2 separate regions of the Homo sapiens genome follow, and region 1 is linked to region 2. Evidence: read pairs that join two places in POLR2A ChIA-PET (ENCODE). Cell type or tissue: MCF 10A. All regions are shown on one strand. Each heading gives the region's core, and the rest is flanking DNA. Links, peaks and the distances in the headings are about the cores only.

Evidence for each region. Peaks named below come from ENCODE experiments on the same cell type or tissue, not always from the same donor. Only the 100,000 strongest peaks of a DNase experiment are listed, where the experiment ranks them.
Region 1: POLR2A ChIA-PET joins it to region 2 with 7 read pairs; 4 of 35 experiments call an interaction of 5 or more read pairs at or near these places.

Annotation. Positions count from the first base shown.
Region 1 is chr3:122,529,524-122,539,286 of GRCh38, forward strand. It overlaps PARP9 (poly(ADP-ribose) polymerase family member 9), which reads right to left. Exons shown (of 11, transcript NM_001146105.2): 9 at 7,411-7,550; 10 at 6,645-6,819. It overlaps LOC105374071 (a long non-coding RNA gene), which reads left to right. Exons shown (of 5, transcript XR_001740869.2): 4 at 1,601-1,696. Among named protein-coding and RNA genes, the nearest start is that of KPNA1, 19 kb to the left of the region's middle. RefSeq lists a silencer at 4,359-4,653. In MCF 10A, for the core only: no CTCF peak of the experiment used is centred there; a DNase peak (open chromatin) is centred at 4,538.
Region 2 is chr3:122,477,263-122,487,762 of GRCh38, forward strand. The region is part of intron 2 of KPNA1 (karyopherin subunit alpha 1); the gene reads right to left. Among named protein-coding and RNA genes, the nearest start is that of KPNA1, 32 kb to the right of the region's middle. RefSeq lists enhancers at 4,217-4,266, 5,910-5,969. In MCF 10A, for the core only: no CTCF peak of the experiment used is centred there; a DNase peak (open chromatin) is centred at 6,039.

The DNA.
Region 1 (9,763 bases), core at 3,518-6,017, 51 kb after region 2:
GCTGATCACGAGGTCAGGAGATGGACACCATCCTGGCTAACACGGTGAAACCCCGTCTCTACTAAAAAAAATACAAAAAAATTAGCCGGGCGCAGTTGGGGGCGCCTGTAGTCCCAGCTACTCCGGGGGCTGAGGCAGGAGAATGGCATGAACCCGGGAGGCGGAGCTTGCAGTGAGCCGAGGTTGCGCCACTGCACTCCAGCCTGGGCAACACAGCGAGACTCCGTCCCAAAAAAAAAAAAAAAAAAGAACATTGTCTGACTTCTACATGCTACAAATAGGGATATTTCCAGAACTCTCAAGAAGATGGTTTGAAAATAGCATCTAATAAGAGAAGACGGAGTGCCTCCTAACCTCATGAACAGCATTACAAGAAAAATATGTCATCTGGGCCCGGTGGTACACACCTGTAATCCCAGCACTTTGGGAGGCCAAAGTGGGTGGATCGCTTAAGCCCAGTATGGGCAACATGGCAAAACCCTATCCCCACAAAGAATACAAAAATTAACCAGGCATGGTGGTGCACACCTGTAATCATAGCTACTCAGGAGGCTGAGGTGGGAGGACTGATTGAACTCAGGAGGTTGAGGTTGCAGTGAGCTGTGATCGTGCCACTGCACTCCAACCTGGGTGACAAAGCAAGGCCCTGTCTCAAAAAAAAAAAAAAAAAAAAAGGAAAGAAAAAGAAAAATATGTCAAGGGGAATGTGGAGTATATAAAATGACAGTGTGCATACTTCATTGTTTAGGAAAAGCACTCCTGGATTTGGAAGGACAGAGGCATTCTAGTCACCAGGAGGGTATTGTGTACTCTCCATGGGTTGGCACAATACCTCATGAAGAATCTCCACGTGCATGTTATCTAGGTCCATGCTCACCGGGCAACTTTCCACCCATCAAGCACTCTGGGGACTGTGATACTAAGGAAGATATGCCCTATTCCCACCACTAGAAATGAGTACTCTCCATTCTGACACATTGCCTGTGATCTGTATTATCTTCTTTGGGGTATTAAAAACACTCAGGAGGCTGAGGGCCAAATTCTGGATCTCGAAGTAATCCCTGTTCACTGCCCTTTCTGACCTCACTTAGAGGGAAAAAAATTATACCTTCTTTGATGCCATATTATCCTTCCTTCCTTTCCTTTTTTCATTTCTTCCCTCTCTTTCTTTATGTGGGATGTAACCAAACACTTTTAGGCTCAAGAGCAGAACTAAACAACAGAAACGTACTATGAGTCACACATGTCGTTTAAAACTTCCAGGCTGAGTGGCTCATGTCTGTAATCCCAGCACTTTGGGAGGCCAAGGCAGGAGGATTGGTGGAGGTCAGGAGTTTGAGACTAGCCTGGGCAACACAGTGAGACCCAATCTCTACCAAAAATAAAAAAATTAGTCAGGTATTGTGCCACTCACCTGGATTCCCAGCTACTCTAGTAGCCACATTTTAAAACATTTTTTTAAAAAAGGTGAAATTAACATTTTTATTTAAGCCATTCAAGATGTTATTTTAACATGTAATCTATATTTTGAAAAGTATTAGATATTTTACATTCTTTTGTAGTAGGTCTTTGAAATCCGGTGTGTATTTTATACTTACAGCATCTTTCAATTTAGACCGGCCACATTTCAAGTGCTCAATAGCCGCATGTAGCTAGCGGCTACAATATTGAACAGTGCAGCTCTGGAAATTTAAAAGTGAGTAAGATATGATCCCTATTCTCAACATTTCACAAAGGGAAGTCTCATCATGTAAACAGATAAAATATAGTACAATTTATGTGGCAAGGTAATATTTTGAGATAAAAATCAAAGATTTTCTTTCCCGGGAGTTTCTTCTTGCTCTTTGTTCTTCCACCTATTGAGTCCTTGCTACTTCTTATTAAGGGCGAAAAGGATAAAGATGAGAACAAAGTCTATATATAAATATATGTATAGTTTTTTGAGAACTGCCTGCTGGGTGCAGTGGCTCACATCTGTAATCCCAGCACTTCGGGAGGCCGAGGCGGGTGGATCACGAGGTCAGGAGTTCGAGACCAGCCTGGCCAACATGGTGAAACCCCGTATAACTGTATGTATATAATTGTATGTATCTATATGTTTGTGTTTACAAGTACATATATATATATGTAATTATTTTTAATTCACAGAAGAGAGTATGGTCTTGAAATTCTGGCTTTCAGAGTTAGCTTTTCTGAGAGGAAAAGGGCTTTTTGAACCAAAAGCTAAAAACCAGAAGGATTCAGAGCATGGGTTGTTTTTTTTTATTATTTTATTTTGTTTACCATAAATGACAGAGCAGAGAGTAATACAAAATATTCTAAGAACATTTTTCTCATTTCAAGACAAATGAAAGTTCTTTCTTCCAGCTGGTGGGAAAAGAAGTATCAGAAGTGATGTGACTAGAGCTCTTGGGGGAGCTTGGGAAAGGGCTCCCTTCACTACCCCCACTCCCTTGAGAGCCCTGGGAGTCAAGAGGGGGCAGAACAATGGAAATCTCGGAATAAGAACAATTGGAGGGACTCACAGAGCAGACAGGACCCTGGCCTGACTCTGGTGGGTGCAGTCCCTCATCCAGCTTCATCACCTGAGTGGAGAGTGGCAATGGCTGGAGAAGTCTCTGGAGCAGGTGAGGACCACTACCCAAGACCCTGCATTCAGCTTGGAGGATGAACATGCTCAAAAATTTCCTGTGTGGCAGGAGGAACACAGACATGGCCTGGAAAGGAATTTCTTCAGCATGGAAAAGACATAGAGTGGCCTGTGCAGACACTACCTGAGTGTGAAAGGCACAGGAGACTGCTAATGACCAAAGCTCAGGTGGTTTATCAAGCAGAGGACAATGGGAGCCATAAGCCAGACAACCCTCCCCACAATGCCTCTCCCAGCATAGACAAAAGAGGAGAAAAGGGGCAAACATTGCAGGAACTGAGTTTCAATCTTGAAGGGACTATGAAAACTCTGAAAATGACTGAGTTCACCTTGAACTGTCAAGATTCAAATTTTCCACATCTGTGGTCATGGGGAACGTGAGAGTTGGGTAAAGTTCCATTATAGAGCCATAAAGGAAATGAGTTCTATGCCTGAGTTTTGTAGGACTACAGATTTTAGTACTTATTAAAGTTATAGATGTCATAACAAAGGAATGGAGGTATGCAGGAGCACAGAGGAGGAAGATACTTACTAGGCCTGTAGGCCTGCAGGAAAGATGCCAACCAGGAGATGCCATTTGTACTATGTCTTAAAGAATAGGGGTTTGTAGCACTGAAAAGGGCAAGGAGGGAAGTCATTCCACAGACAACGGGATAGAGGCATGAAAGTAAACAGCATGTTTAGGGAACTCTAAAAAGTTAATGGCTGCAGTCTTGAGGAACATAGTGGGTGATGACTGCTGAAATAATGTGGGAGCTAGGGCCTTATATTCTCTGCTAAGGAGTTTGGGCTTTTATCCCGTAGGCAACTGGGAATACAGATATTAAGCAAGAATGTAATTTTTAGCGTGATAATTCTGGTGGTAAAGGATAGATTAGGTAGGGGTGTGTTTTGTGGCAAGGAGAGGACCTAGTAATAGTCTAGGTCTGAAGGAAGATTAACTAAGGCAGTAGGAATAGAGAGGTGAAACTGGGCTGAGATCTTCATGAGAGTGAATCACTAGGACTGGGTGAATGCCTGGGTATAAGGGTGAGGGAAAAGGAGGAATGGAGGATGATAATGTTTCAGCCTTAGGAAACCTGGTAGGTAGATGGTGATGATACTAACCAGGTTAGGGAGAATCAGCAAACAAAGGGCATATTTCTTAGGGAAAATCATGACCAAGAAAAGGGATCAATTTGAGTTACCTATGGGACATCTGGGTAAAGATGTCAAAAAGAGAGTGAGACATATGAACCTGCAGGTCAGGAGAGAGGTAGGGAGTTAAGAGTTAGAAATTCCTAAGTCGTCATCATTGAGGTAGGAGTTGAGGCCATGGGAACAGGTGCCATCACCAAGGGGGACATCGTAGAGGAAAAAAGAGAGAAGATAAAGAATGGGCAACAGGTGAACTCGTGAGATTATAAATTGTAAGGGCAAGAACTCTATGGTTTTTTATTTACACTCTATTTCTAGTACCCCTAGCACAGGGCCTGATTCATAGAATGTGCTTAATAAATACCTGTGGAACAAATGAATCAACCCAGTAAGAAACTGCATGTGTAGATGCCTTCTTGCTGCACTCAACCAAGTCCTACAAGCAAGAGATTTATTCAGAACTGGTTGGAATGCAAACATAAATAGAAAAAAGAAAATAAAGGTTTGTTAACAGAAGTTCTGTCTCCTTTGCCTGTGGGTGGCCATCTAAATTGACTGAGAGTCCTATAATTTGGAATATTGCACGGCTGAAAAAGCTAAGAGCTTTTGTACTCCAAATAACAACAGCTTCAGTGGTAGCAAGATTGGTGTCTCCTGGGCTTGTCTGGCACCTTCTGTTAAGAGTTCTCTCTAGCCTACAGAGATGAGTCAATTGGTGCAGGTCACATTATGAGTCATGTCTGAATTGCCTCAAGGCAGTGGCTGTTAAGCTAAGGGATAGGGAGAAGGGCAGAGCACACAGACAGCAGGTAAGAGACCAAAATCTTGAGTTGAAAGACTATATGGAGACAAGATCTGTGGTTAGGTTATAAAGACATAAACTTAACCAGAAGAAATTAGGCCTCGTGCCCACTGAATTTTTAAAGGAACTGTATTGCTGAAGAAACCACAAGCCTGGTTGCAACAGCCTGAGCACATTCTAGCCTGTGAGAAAATCCATGGCTCCCTGATAGGCAATGAACCTGGAAATAGCCAAGGGCCACAATATATAAGGAAGATTTTCCCAGAGTGCAAAATAAAGGTTTTACAACATGGAATAGGGAGTCCTCTCTATACCTGTTCGGCAGCATGTAGATAAGTGGTGTGAGCCAGTGGCTGTTGTGTGTTTTGCTTCTCCCCTTTCAACATGAGAGTTTTCATTGCAGTTTTCCCGCTCCTTTTTATATCACTATATAATGAGTATGTTGGGGGCAGTATCTTGCCTTTAAGCTTTAAGAGAGAACTGCCTGCTGGGCATGGTGGCTCATACCTGTAAGCCCAACACTTTGGGAGGCTGAGGTGGACGGATCACGAGTAGCTGGAGATCAGCCTGGCCAACATGATGAAACCTCGTCTCTACTAAAAAAAATACAAAAATTAACTGCACGTGGTGGCACATGCCTGTAATCCCAGCTACCTGGGAGGCTGAGGCAGGAGAACTGTTTGAATCTCGGAGGCGGAGGTTGCAGTGAGCCAAGATGGTGCCACTGCACTCCAGCCTGAGTGACAGAGCAAGACTCCGTCTCAGAAAAATAAATAAATAAATAAAGAGAGAACTGCCTGAACTTGAGCTGATGATGAGTCTGGCTAAGACCTTGGGACCATATTCCTTGGGAGGATAGTGGGTGTCTTAGATGTTTTAGTAAGAAAGATGTGTATAGATGTTGGGTAGGCAAGTAGCAGAGTCTGTCACAGGACTGAAAAGAGAATACTCACTAGATTTGGAAAGTAAGAGCACAGCGATGATCTTAATGAAAGTAATTTAAGTAGAAGTAGTGGGTGGGGATTGCAGAGAAGCCAGCTTTAGGAGCAAATGGAAATTATAGATTTTTTAAGACTTTGCTAATGAAGGGACTATACTGATCATCACTTTCCTGATTGCCCCAAAAGGCTTCTTGGTAGGGATTCATTTCTCTATTTTTATCCCCAGTAATTGTCTATGTTCAACATTTACCCCAAGTTTTGCCTATGTTCTCTCCAGAACAAAGAAAAGATGATTTCTAGAGCCTTTGCATCCTAGAAACCAAGTCTATTGGAATTGACTCCTCAGCAAGGATCATGCTACATATGTTGAAAGATAAAGATCAAGAGCCACATATTTAATAGACCAAGCAAAATCAAGCCACCCCGCTAAGTATCTCTCCATAATTTTTACTAAATTTCTTTTCCTCTTTTGGAGAGAACTAAAGCCAGAAATCTTCATTAGTGACTGAGGAGTAGAGGGGGCAATATAAGAATTATATATGCAATGTTTTTGTACATCTGAAAAGAGACATGGGAGTTACACATAGAACTCCTATGGATGAAGAGGATCTTAAGATGTTATGCACTTCACCTGCCAAATGATACCTAATTCATTCACTAGCAGGCTATAGGAAACAAAGGGATGAAAGAGAAAAGACCAACTTTCTTAAATTTGGGAAAATGCCCTTTTAATTAAGGGATGAGGACGGTTCAGTGCTGTTGGTAATAATTTTGTTGAGATAAGTAAGGCAAAAAAAAAAAAAAAAAGCCTCAACGTGTTCTCTGCGGATAGGACACAGAAACACATAAAGGAGAAAAACAGTGAACCGTAGTTCTTACTGCTCACACTTTTCATCAATGTAAAATGCATCAGCAACAAAAGATACGAAGGAAAAGTAAAAAATACCACTCTTTCCAAAATACTTTGTGACCTGGGTCATCATTTGTGACCTCTAAATCACAGTCACAAATGATCCCTTCCCCACAACAACAAATGCTATCAGTGGAAGAATCTACTGATGTCAGCTCACCAAATTCCACAGAGTAGCCCCAATGATGAGGCATTGACACCTACCGCAAGGTGTCGAGTACATTCTTTGAAAGCCAACTCTGCATACCACATTGCAGAACTGGTATGGGACTTGCTGAAACAGCCTATGGCTCACAGGTTGCCTGTGCAGTTTTTCTTCCATCATTTTCTTCTTTCTTTGAAAGGCAGCCATAAGGACCTCATTGTCTATCTTCTCCACCTAGAACCATAGAAAAGAAAGACTGAAAAAGAGGCTAGAGAACCGCTCTTTAAATTGCCTGCTATACTGCTTCAAAAATAAAGGAGCTTATGTGCATAATACTACTTTGCATGCAATTCGCTTTTCATAGAAAGTTGCAAAAGAGTCTCTCCTCCCTCTAATCCTCTCCTATTTTGATTCGTTCTTCAAAATTCCCTGCCCCTTCTCTAATAAATTCCTTTAACAAAAATTCACTGACCTAGACATAGTCTCTGCCCTCTTAAGCTCATAGTTTAGTGAGATAGAAAAATAGGTAAACAATTATAACACAGTGTGATAAATGCTATTCCACTTCTTTTATTTTGCTCAAAGACGGGCTTCCTGGATCTGGAATCCTTGCTTCTGTGTGTCCTGATGTCATTCCTACCTCCCGATTCCAACTATATCCCTCGTGCCTGCCCTGCCCTGCTCTCTTTTCAGTCTTACTGACCTAGGATTCCAAGTCCATGAGCAGCCAGCTTAGAATCATCAGCAGGTGAGCTTTTCCTTTGGCTACAGAAACAAGTTAATTAACAACAAAATGAGCCAAATCTTCCCCTTTGTTAGGTATACCTTTAGAACCTGCAAACCACATTTTTCAAACTGTTTCTTTTGATCTAGAAGCTCTTGAGTTGGAGGCACAGGACATTTCAGAAATATGATATTTTCTTTCATTTCGTCTTGGGTTTTTTGTTGCTGAATAGTCCACTGTCCTAAAAATGAGTAACACAAAAACTTTACTTCAATGCTCTGAGAGAGGAGAAAAGAAATTTAATGAAACAAATTCTAGAAATTTAGAGGAAGGGATTAGCCAGTTTAAATTGTGTGCCTCATGTGTTTAGGACATGCGAGGAGAGCTATAATACTACGAGCGGTCAGGATAAAATAAAGGGGTAATAAATTTGTCTTTGGATGATTTGAATCATGAGGCTAAGGGGATGTGAGTAAAAGGAGCATAATATATACTTGCTTCTCCACAATCAATGCTGTAATGATGAGAAATAATTGTGTTGCTCATAGGAAATGTTTTTATTTCTAGCCCCAATGCCTATCAGCAAAAACAGACAGGCATTAGAAAATATTAAGTAAGGAATGATGGGAAATGACATGACATTTGTAAAACACTTCAAAATTTTCAGTTTCCTTCCTTATTTGATCATTATAGCACCACCACGTAATAATTAACACAATTTTACAAATAAAGAAATTGAAGTTCAAATAAGTAACTTGCCCCATATCACACACCTAGTAAGTAAAGAACTAAGATTACAAACCTGGCTTTCACCAATGCTTTTTGTAAGTGACAAGGCAAAATACTTGGAACATGTATCACTCATATACCACCCAATGAAGAAGAGCAAAATTTGGAGATTAAGAGTCTATGATGTCTTGTTTTTCCTCCCTTCCTCCTTTCTCCTCCTCCCATTTCCCTCCCTCCCTCTCCTTCCTTCCTTACTTCCTTCTTTCCTTCCTTCCTTCCTCCTTCCTTCCTTTTTTTCCTCCCATCCTTGTTTTCAACCTGTTTTTGTCCAAGGGAGCTCCTTACTGGACTAAATATACAGGTGGACAAATGAAAACCAAAAAAGACTTGTTTTCTCTTGGTTTACTTTTAGTTTGACTTAAGACCAAGTATACTAAAATGACCTAATCCCTGGTTCATTATCTAATTGAATGGGCTCAATTTAACCACAAAAAGCAGGTGACGAATTGAGGGGAACTCACTAGAGAGCCAAGTTGTAAATCTGAGAAAGTAGGAGGGACAAAACTCCATAGCAGAGGAGTTGCAAAGCCCAGAAACTACAACAGAAGACTGTAAATTAACTTTGGGGAGCAATAGCTCATATTTATAAGGTGTAATATTAGAGTTCAGTTTACTTGAGTTCAACAAACATTTGCCAAGCTCCTCCTACATGTCAGGCACTGGGCTGGGCACTGGGGACCCAAAGATCACAAACTTCTGCCGTTGGAAATGCCTACCAGGAAGGATTAAGAGTGGCATAAAAGAGAGGCCATGCCTAACTTTGATTTAAAAAATAAAATTATTGTTCTGATGGATATTTGATATTCCTTATAATGATAACTCATCTCAAAATTATCCATTTTGTTAATGAAGATCTTAATCTGATTAAGACAGGGCAGGTTTGCCTGAACCTCTAAGGCTTCTATGGAATAATATGCTTAGTCCTCAACTACCAAAAGTGCCATCGTGCGGCAGAGCAAGAGACTTATATGACTCAAAATTGTCAATAGCTGGGAGCATTGGCCCACCTTATGATTTCAGTTAATTTAAAGCAATGCCACACACACACACACACACACACACACACACACACTCTAACAAAATAATGCCACAAGTTTTATAGGAGATCCATGTTTCTTTGTATCCTGTTCCCCTAAGCTGGCACTGGTGTCAGTTTCAATACCTACATTCACTGTTTCAAAAACTAAGCGAAAATCATAATCTTGGTTCTTATGCTTGTGTATTCTTTTTATCCATGTTTTTTTTTTTGCCACTGTGTTTTCTGTGGGATGTAAATACAACATTTATGGCGAACTCTCGCTCACTCTAATCATTTATTCCTGCATTATTTTTACAAACACATGGTGAAAATAAGGTGTCCTTTGAAATTTTGCCTCTGAATTTTTGTACCTCTTACTAAATCCATTCTCCACATTATAACCAATGATCTTTCTAAAAACACAAGTCTGATGTTAACTTTGCTTAAAATTCTTTAAGGTTCCCTATTTGTTTCAAGAAACTCTCTGTACTCTTTCACGTGATTTATAAGGTCTTGCATAATCCAGGCCTTGCGACAATCTTATTTCTTGACGTTTTCTTTCTTTGCCTGACTTCTACCTATTATCCAGTTCTCCATTTATGACACCTGTGATAAGCCCTTCCCTGACTTCCCAAGTCTGGGTTAGG
Region 2 (10,500 bases), core at 4,779-7,278:
TGGAGGGCTGGGGACAGGAAAGGCTGGAGAGATGTTGGTGAAGGGATACAAAATTTCAGTTAGGAAGAGTAAGTTCAAGAGATCTATTGTACAACATGGTGACTATAGTTCATAACAGTATATTGTACATTTGAAGACTGTTAAGACAACAGATTAGCCAGGCATGATGGCTCACACCTGAAATCCCAGCAATTTGGAAGGCTGAGGACGGAGGATCATTTGAGACCAGGAGTTCAAGACTCACCTGGGCAACACAGCAAGACCCTGCCTCTACAAAAAAGCAAAAAATTAGCTGGGCAGGGTGGCACTGGCCTGTAGTCCCAGCTACTCAAAAGGCTAAGGTGGGAGCTCCAGGCTACGGTGACCCACAATCACACCACTGCACTCCAGCCTGGGCGACAGAGTAAGACCTTGTCTCAAAAAAACAAATCCTGCTGAGACTGTAGAAGTGTGCTTAACACAAAATGATAGGTATATGAGATGATCTGTATATTAATTTGCTTGATTTAGCCATTCCACAATATATACATATTTCAAAACATCATGTTGTACACCATAAATATATAAAATTTTATTTGCCATTTGAAATATCTGTATCAAAAAAAAAAAAAAATGTCCAGGCTGCGTGCAATGGCTCATGCCTGAAATCCCAGCACTTTGGGTGGTCAAGGCGGGGGGATCATGATGTCAGGAGATTGAGACCATCCTGGCCAACATGGTGAAACCCCGTCTCTAATAAAAATACAAAAATTAGCTGGGCGTGGTGGCACGTGCCTCTAATGCCAGCTACTTGGGAGGCTGAGGCAGGAGAATTACTTGAACCAGGGAGTTGGAGGTTGCAGTAAGCCAAGATGGCACCACTGCACTCCAGCCTGGCAACAGAGCGAGATGCTGTCTCAAAAAAAAAAAAAAAAGAAAAGAAAAAGAAAAAGAAAAAAGGGTCCAAAGAGAGGAAATGGTGCTGGAACAACTGGGCACACACAGGCAAAAAAACAAATCTAAACCACAGGTCTTACATCCTTCGTTCACAAAAATTAACCCAAAAGGAATCACAGACCTAAATGTAATAAAAAACTAGGCCACGCGCATTGGCTCACACCTGTAATCCCAGCACTTTGGGAGGCTGAGGTGGGTGGATCACCTGAGGTCAGGAGTTCAAGACCAGCCTGACCAACATGGTGAAACCCCATCTCTATTAATACAAAAATTTAATCGCAGCACTTGGGGAGACTGAGGTGGGCAGGTCAGGAGTTCAAGACCACCAGCCTGGACAACATGGGGAAACCCCATCTCTACTAAAAATACAAAAATTAGCTGGACATGTTGGCACATGTCTGTAATCCCAGCTACTCAGGAGGCTGAGGCAGGAGAATTGCTTGAACTGGGACCCAGGAGGCGGAAGTTGCAGTGAGCCAAGATCGCGCCACTGCACTCCAGCCTCGGCTACACAGCGAGGCTTCATCTAAAAAAAAAAAAAAAAAAATTAGCCAGGCATGATAGAAGGCACTTGTAATCCCAGCTACTCTGGAGCTGAGGCAGGAGAATCGCTTGAATCCAGGAGGCGGAGGTTGCAATGAGCCAAGATTGTGCCATTGCTCTCCAGCCTGGGCAACAAGAGCAAAACCTCGTCTCAAAAAAAAAAAAAAAAAAAAAAAAAAGAACTAAAAAACTCCTAAAAGGTAATACAGGGGAAACGCTAGAGTTCCTAGGATTGGTAATGATATTTTAGATACAACACCACAGGCATGATCCATGAAATAACTGATAAGCTCAACTTCGTTAAAATTAAAACATTCTGCTCTGTGAAAGACGCTACCAAGAGAATGAAAAGACAAGCCACAGACTGGGAAGAAATATCTGCAAAATATCTAATGAAAGACTGGTAGCCAAAATATATAAAAAACTTAACAGGAAAACAAACAACCCACTTAAAAATGGGCCAAAGACCTTTATAGACACTTCACTAAAGAAGATATACAGATGGCAAACAAGCATATGAAGAGGTAACCCATATTATATGTTATCAGGGAAACGCAAACTAAATGAGATACCACTACCTACCTATCAGAATGGCCAAAATCCAAAACCACTGCTAACACCAAATGCTGGCAAGGCTGTGGAACAGGAACTCATATTCATTGCCGGCAGAAAAGGCAAAATGGTACAGCCACTTTGGAAGACAGTTTAGCAGTCTGTTACAAAATTAAACATACTCAGCCAGGCACAGTGGCTCATGCCTGTAATCCCAGCACTTTGGGAGGCCGAGGCAGGTGGATCACCTGAGGTCAGGAGTTCAAGACCAGCCTGAGCAACATGGTGAAACCCTGTCTCTACTAAAAATACAAAAATTAGCCGGGAGTGGTGGTAGGCGCCTGTAATCCCAGCTACTCGGGAGGCTGAGGCAGGAGAATCACTTGAACCAAGGAGGCAGAGGCTGCAGTGAACCGAAATCATGCCACTGCACTCTAGCCTAGGCGACAGAACAAGACTCTGTCTCAACAACAACAACAAAAATTAACTCTTCCATAGGATCAGCAACAATACTCCTTTGTATTCATCAAAAAAACCTGAAAGCTTATATCTATACAAAATCCTTCCCACAAATGTATATAGGAGTTTTATCCATAACTGTCAAAACTCAGAAGCAATCCAGATGTCTTTCAGCAGGTAAATGGATAAACTATGGTGCATCCAGACAATGGAATATTATTCAGCATTAAAAAGAAATGAGCTATGAAGCCGTGGAAAGACATGGAAGAACATTAAATAATACATATTATTAAGTGAAAGAGGCCAATCTGAAAAGGCATACACATTGTATGATTCCAACTATATGACATTCTGGAAAAGGCAAAACTATGGAGACAGTAAAAAGATTAGTAGTTGTTGTAGGAGGTTGGGGAAAGGAGGGACAAATAGGTGGAGCACAGAATTTTAGCACAGGGAATCTACTCTGTGTGATATCAAACCCACAGAATGCACAACACCAGGAATGAATCTTAATATAAACTATAGACTTTGGGTGACGATGTGTCAATGTAGGTTCATTAATTATAGCAAATGTATCACTCCATGGGGGATGCTGACAATGCCGGAGGCTATGCATGTGTGGGGGCAGAGAGCATATAAGAAATCTCTGTACTATCTGTTCAGTTTTGAGGGGAACCAAAAACTGCTAAAAAAAAAAAATTAATTAAGGTCTTTATAAAAATAGTGAAATAAACTTTTTTCAGACACATACAAACTGAATGAATTCATCATAACAGACCAGTCCTATAAGAAAATGTTAAAGGATGTTCCTTAGATAGAAGGAAACTAACACCAGATGAAATACAGATCTACAAAAAGGAATAAAGACCATCGGAAACAGTAATAATGTGGTACAATTTTTTTTAAACTTTTCTCATTTAAAAAAAAAAAAGTATTTTAAAAAAACCATTGAGGCCAGGCACAGTGCCTCACACCTGCAACCCTAGTGCTTTGGGAGGCTGAAGCAGGAGGATCACTTGAGGCCAGGAGTTCGAGACCAGCCTGGACAATACAGTGAGACTCTGTGTCTACAAAAAATAATAAAAAATTAGCTAGGCATGGTGGCGTGTGCCTGTAGTCCTAGCTACTTGGGAGGATGAGGTGGAAGGATCACTTGACCCTGGGAGCTCAAAGCTGCAGTGAACCATAATGGCACCACTGCACTCCAGCCTAGGCAATAGAGGGAGACCCTGCCTCAAAAAAGATAACAAGTGTTCCAAGAAGGTGGAGAAACTGAAGCCTTCAAACATTGCTAATAAAAATGTAAAATGGTACAGCTTTTGTAGAAAACAGGTTGGCAGTTCCACAAAATATTAAATGTAGATTTACCACATAACCCAGCAATTCCACTCTCAGTATACTGTACTAAGTGCCGTACTTAGCATACCGTATAGTACATACATAGAAATAAAAACATACATCCACACAAAAACTTGTATGTGTTCACAGAAGCATTATTCACAATAGTAAAAAAGTTAATCCAAATGTCCAACAACTGAGTCAATAAACAAAAAGTGGTATATCTGCACAATGGAATATTTAGTGAGAAAAGGGAATGAAGTACCAATACATGTTACAACATGGATCAATCTTTAACACACTCTACTAAGTTAAAGAAACCAATCACAAAAGACCACATATACTGTATGATTCCACTTATATGAAATGTCCAGAATAGGCAAATCTATAGAGACAGAAAGTAGATAAGGGTTGAGGGGTCCTAAGCGGGGAGCAGAGGGAATGGAGAGTGACTGCTAATGGGCATAAGGGGTTTTTTAGCGGGTGACTAAAATGTTCTAAAATTGGTTGTGGTGAAGTACTGGAACTCTATGAATATACTAAAAACCACTGAATTACACACTTCAAGTGGGTGAATTGTACAGCGTGTGAATTATATCTCAATGAAACTGTTTTAAAGCCAATGCTAGCTAACAGAAAGCTGGAGTGACTGTATTGTAATGTCAGACAAGTTGGTTCAAGATAAATAATATATCAGAAAGTAGGTAATTTCATAATGATCAAGGAGTCAATTCATCAAGAAGATGTAAGAACTCTAAACATTTATATATCTATTCAACTAGGAACAGAAGAGAACTTCCTTAACGTCATATGACATTTTGGGCTCAATGAAATTTTTTTTTAAGGTTTTAAAGAAACTCTCCTAAAAAAGTTTTTCTTTAGCATACTGTATAAGAACATACATAGAAATAAAAACTTTTTAAAAAGAGAGAGAACTTCCTTAATCTCATAAAATACACACATGCATCACTTAACAAGAGTCTGAGAAATACATCACACGACTTCATCATCATGTGAACATCACAGATTGTAGTTACACAAACCTAGATGGAATAGCTACTACACGCCTAGGCGATATGATATGCCCTATTGCTCCTAGGCTACAAACTTGTACAGCACGTTACTGTACTGAACACTGGAGGCGATTTTAACCCAAAGGTAAAAATTTGCATATCAAAACATAGAAAAGGTACAGTAAAAATATGGTAATTATAATCTTATGGGACCACATCATATATGTGCTCCATAGCTGATGGAAACATAGTTATATAGTACATGACTATATATGAAAAACCTGTCATTAACATCACAGGTAATGAAAGACCCACTACTTTTCATCTAAGGTCAGAAATAAAACAGATAGGTCTGTTTTTATTATTTTCATTCAACACTGCACCATTAAGTTCTAGTCAGTACAACCAAACAAGTTAAAGAAATAAAAGTCATCCAGATAAGAATGGAAAATAAGGAAACTTTTATCTGTAGATGACATGATTGCCTATGTAAAAAACCCAATGGAATCTATAACAAAGGGACTAGAACTAACAAGTGAGTTCAGCAAGCTTTAGGAGATCAATATACAAAATTAAATTGCATTTCTACATATTAACAATGAACAACTGAAATCTAAAAAATAACAATTACAACAGCATCAATAAAAATGAAATACTTAGGGAAAAATCTGACAAAAGATAAAAATCTGTAAGACCTATACACCAAAAACTACAAATTGCTAAGAGAATGTAAAGATGACCTAACCCCCGCAGCAGGTCTCAGTAGCTGGTAGAGACTGGGGAGGACGGGATGGGACGGGATGGGACGGGACAGGACAGCAATAGCTAGGCAGCCTAGCTTCACCAAGGCTCTCGCGCCTCTCCACCACCAAAATATCAAAGAGGAAGGAAGGTCAGCTCAGCTGAAGGGATAGTGAAGGAAGAGCCCAGGTGGAGACCCAGCACAGTTCTCAGCTAACTCTGCTCCTACAAAAGTGGACAGGAAACCAAAAAAGGCAGCAGGAAAGGATACATCTTCAGACAAAACAAAAGTGAAAAGGAAAGCAGAGAAAATACATCGCAGTGGCAAACCAAGAAACTAAAGATTTACCTACCTACAGAAAACAGAGAAACTAAACTGAGAAAGCCAGAGGAAAAAAAAGCCAAGTGTGATTAATATCACATACCTTGTCTTATGAGTCATTCCTGTTTCCCTTCTTGTACTATCCACAGGAATTTTCTGGTTTTTTCATTGTTGTTGTTTTGTTTTGTTTTTTTTAAATTGGAGTTTCACTCTTGTTGCCGAGGCTGGAGTACAACGGTATGGTCTAGGCTCACTACAACCTCCACCTCCCAGGTTCAAGCAATCCTTCTGCTTCAGCCTCACAAGTAGCTGGGATTACAGGCGCCCACTACCACACCTGGCTAATTTTTGTATTTTTAGTAGAAACGGGGCTTCAACATATTGGCCAGGCTGGTCTTGAACTCCTGACCTCAGCTGATCCACCCGCCTCAGCCTCCCAAAGTGCTGGGATTACAGGTGTGAGCCACCGTGCCCAGCCTAGAGGAATATTTTCATAAACTATTTTGTAAATATAAGTTTTCTAGTAGCTCTAGAAACATTTTTAAAAGGAGGGAATCCCACCTCATCCCATTTTTTAAGTGTAAATGCTTTTCTTAAGAGGTGAAATCATTTGCTGGTTGTTTATTTTTTGGTACAACCAGAAAATAGTGTGGGATACTGAATTATGGGAGGCTCTGACATTCCATAGATGAGGGATTAGTTTTTATATCCTACAATACAAAGTATACAAAATGGCAATATGGAATCACAGTCCTGCATTTAATGTCTTGAATATTTTAAATTACTTCTATTCCTATGTTATTTTTTAGCAGAATTGTTTCCTAAAGAAAACCACTCCTTGATCATGGCTCTCCCTATCAGAATTGTGCATACTCTGTAAAATCTTCAGTCATGGTAGTGCTGTTTTCCTAATAACTTTGTTAATGTACTGCAAAAGATTGAAAATTTGAATATGTAGTATATATGCTATTAAACTGTGAATTGGTGGGATGTATGCAGTAACTTAACATTTTAAGATACTGGTACTGGACAGCCTCTTAAAAATTTGCCTCCAGATTTTAAGCTGGAAACTCACTGGAATAACTGTTTAAAAAAGAATTACAATACACAGCTTTTTAGATTTTTAGTACATAAGAACTGTGTACAAACTGAAATGTCTGTATACTAATCCTCAACACAACCAATAAAATCTCAATTATAAAAAATAAACATGACCGGGCACAGTGGCTCACGCCTGTAATTCCAGCACTTTGGGAGGCCGAGGCAGGCAGATCACCTAAGACCAGCCTGGCCAATATGGTGAAACCTCATCTCTACTAAAAATTCAAAAATTAGCTGGCATGGTGGTGGGCGCCTATAATCCCAGCTGCTTGAGAGGCTGAAGCAGAATTGTTTGAGCAAGGGAAGCAGAAGTTGCAGTGAGCTGAGATCACACCACTGCACTCCAGCCTGGGAGACAGAGTGAGACTCCGTCTCAAAAAAAAATAATAATAAAAAAAATAAATAAAATAAAGGAAAGCAAAGGAAAGGAAGAAAGAAAGATGACATAAATAAATGAAGATACTGTGCTCATGGGTCAGAGGACTCAAGATTGTTAACAGTATCAATTCTCCAAACTGATTTATAGATTCAACATAATCCCAATCAAATTCCCAGCAGGCTTTCATGTACAAACTGAATAGCTGATTCTAAAGTTCATATAAATGTGAAGGACCTACAATAACCAAAACAACGTTTTACTTTTTTTAAGGGATGAGATCTCGCTTTGACGCCCAGGCTGGAGTGCAGGGGCACAATCATACCTCATTGCTGCCTCGAATTTCTGGGCTCAAGCAATCCTTCTACCTCGGCCTCTTGAGTATCTGGGACTATAGGTGCATGCTAATTAGTTTTGTTGTTGTTGCTGTTGTTGTTGTTTTGTTCTTTCTGTAGAGATGGTGTCTCGCCACCTTACCCAGGCTGGTCTCAAACTCCTGTGCTTAAGCAATCTTCCCGCCTCGGCCTCCCAAAGTGCTGAGATTACAGGCATGAGTCACTGCACCCAGACCAAAACAATTTTGAAAAAGAAAAAGTTGGAGCTCTAACACTACCTGATTTGAAACTAATCTTAAGGCTACAGTTACCAGCCAGCATGGTATTTAAGCTAGATAAATAGACCAATAGAACAAAGTAGAGGTCCAGAAACAGACCTATACAGATATGGTCAACGGTAAGTGTTTCCAAGGAAATTCAATGGGGGAAATAATCTTTACAATAAATGGCACCTGAACGACTGGATAGCCATATGCCAAAAAAAAAAAAAAGAACCCTTAACATGTACCTCACATCAGATATACATGCTTGTTCTTTAAAATGTTACTTTTGTAAATGAAAAGGCAAGCCACTGACTGGGAGAAAATATGTGTAAAACACGTATCTAGCAAAAGACATATCTAGAAGACAATCGACTCAGTTAAAAAATTTAACTGGAAAGGAATTTTTTTTTTAACAGACTTCACTAAAGTAGATACACAGCAAATAAGCCGATGAAAAGATGCTCACTGGTGATCTATCGTATAGCATAGTGACTACAGTTAATAATAATGTATTACATAAGTCAAAATTGCTGAAAGAGTGAATATTAAATGTTCGCACCACAAAGAAGTATATAAGATGATAAATATACATAATTATTATTTGCCAATTAAAAATAAACTTTTTTAAAAAAGAAAAGATGCTTACAACTTTATTTATTAGGTGAATGAAAACTGAAACCATCATGGAGTACTTCTACATACTCCTCAGAATAGCTGAAATAGAAAAGACTGACCATACCAAATGTTAACAATGATGTGCAGCAACTCAAACTCTTGTACACTGCTCATGGGAAGGTAAAATAGTACAACCTATTTTGGCAAACAGTTGACAGCTCCTAAGTATACACCAGCTATACAACCCAGCCATATCACTTCTAGACACTTACCTGAGGGAAAAGAAAAGTTATATCCACACAAAAAGCTGTCCACGAGTGTTCCTAACAATTTTATTTGTAATCACCAAAAACTGGAAATAATCCAAATTTCCATCAACAAGTGAATGGATAAACCAGTTGTTGTTTATCCATACAAAAGAATACTATTCAATTATAAAATGGAATGAACAATTCATACACAAAACAATAAGTGAATACCAAAATGATTAAACTGTGTGAAACTAGAAAGAAAAAGAATACACGTTGCATAATTCCATTTATGGTAACTAATCAGTAGTAACAGAAAATAGATCAGAGGAAAGAGGTAGAGAAAAATGTACTAAAAAGGTGCACTAGGAAACCTCTGGGTGAGATGAATATGTTCACAACTTAACTATGGTGATGGTTTTCACAGACTGTCAACCAGACTGTCATAAACCTATTTTTGAAAGTATCTATGTTAAAGTCTGTGCATTCTTTTTTTTTTTTGAGACGGAGTCTCGCTCTGTCGCCCAGGCTGGAGTGCAGTGGCGCGATCTCAGCTCACTGCAAGCTCCACCTCCCAGGTTCACGCCATTCTCCTGCCTCAGCCTCCCAAGTAGCTGGGACTACAGGCACCGCCACCACGCCCGGCTAATTTTTTATATTTTTAGTAGAGTCGGGGTTTCACCAATGTTAGCCAGGATGGTCTTGATCTCCTGACCTCGTGATCCGCCCGCCTCAGCCTCCCAAAGTGCTGGGATTACAATTCTGTACATTCTTAATGATATTAAAGCACACACTATTTCATCCCTTTGGAGGATGCTAAGAAACCAACTCATTATTCTGAAAACAAATACAGGAAGAGAATCAAGCATTTCTCTGTCCTGTGTGAACTGTAGCTAAGGGAAAGGTCTTCTTTTGAGTGACCTTCCAGCGAATAAAAGCAGAAGGAATGATCACTGTAACCTCTATAAAAGTAATGGATCTAGGCAGGGACCATCAAAGACTGCTAAAACTTGAGGTAAAAAGCTGTCGGGCCTCTTTATAATGACAGATCAGGCTGACAAAACCAGAATGTAAGGATTAGTCAAGTAACCAAATTAAAAAATAGGCAAAACACCAGACATTTCTCCAAAGACATACAAATGCCAACAAGCATATGAAAAGATGCTCAACATCACTTATCATTAGACAAATGGAAATCAAAACTACCATAAAATAAAACGTGTACCCACTATGAAAAACAGTAGGGAGGCTCTTGAAATATTAAAAATGAAATTATCATTATGATCTAGACATCCCACTTACGTGTATATGTCCAAAAGAATTCAAAACAGAATATCAAAAGAGATATTTGCACTCTCATGCTCATTGCAGCATTATTCACATGGGCCAGGAGGTGGAAGCAGCCCAAATGTCCATCAACAGATGAATAAGGAAAATGTGGTAATACATACAATGGAATATTATTCAGCCTTAAAGAAAAAGGGATCCTGTCACAAGCTACAATACAGATGAACCTTGAAGTCATTATGCTGAGTGAAATAAGTCAGTTACAAGAGGACAAATATTGTACGAGTCTACTTATATGAGATATCTAGAGAAATCAAAATCATGGAAACAGAAAGTAGAATGCCAGTTATCAGAAGCTGGGAAAGGAGAAA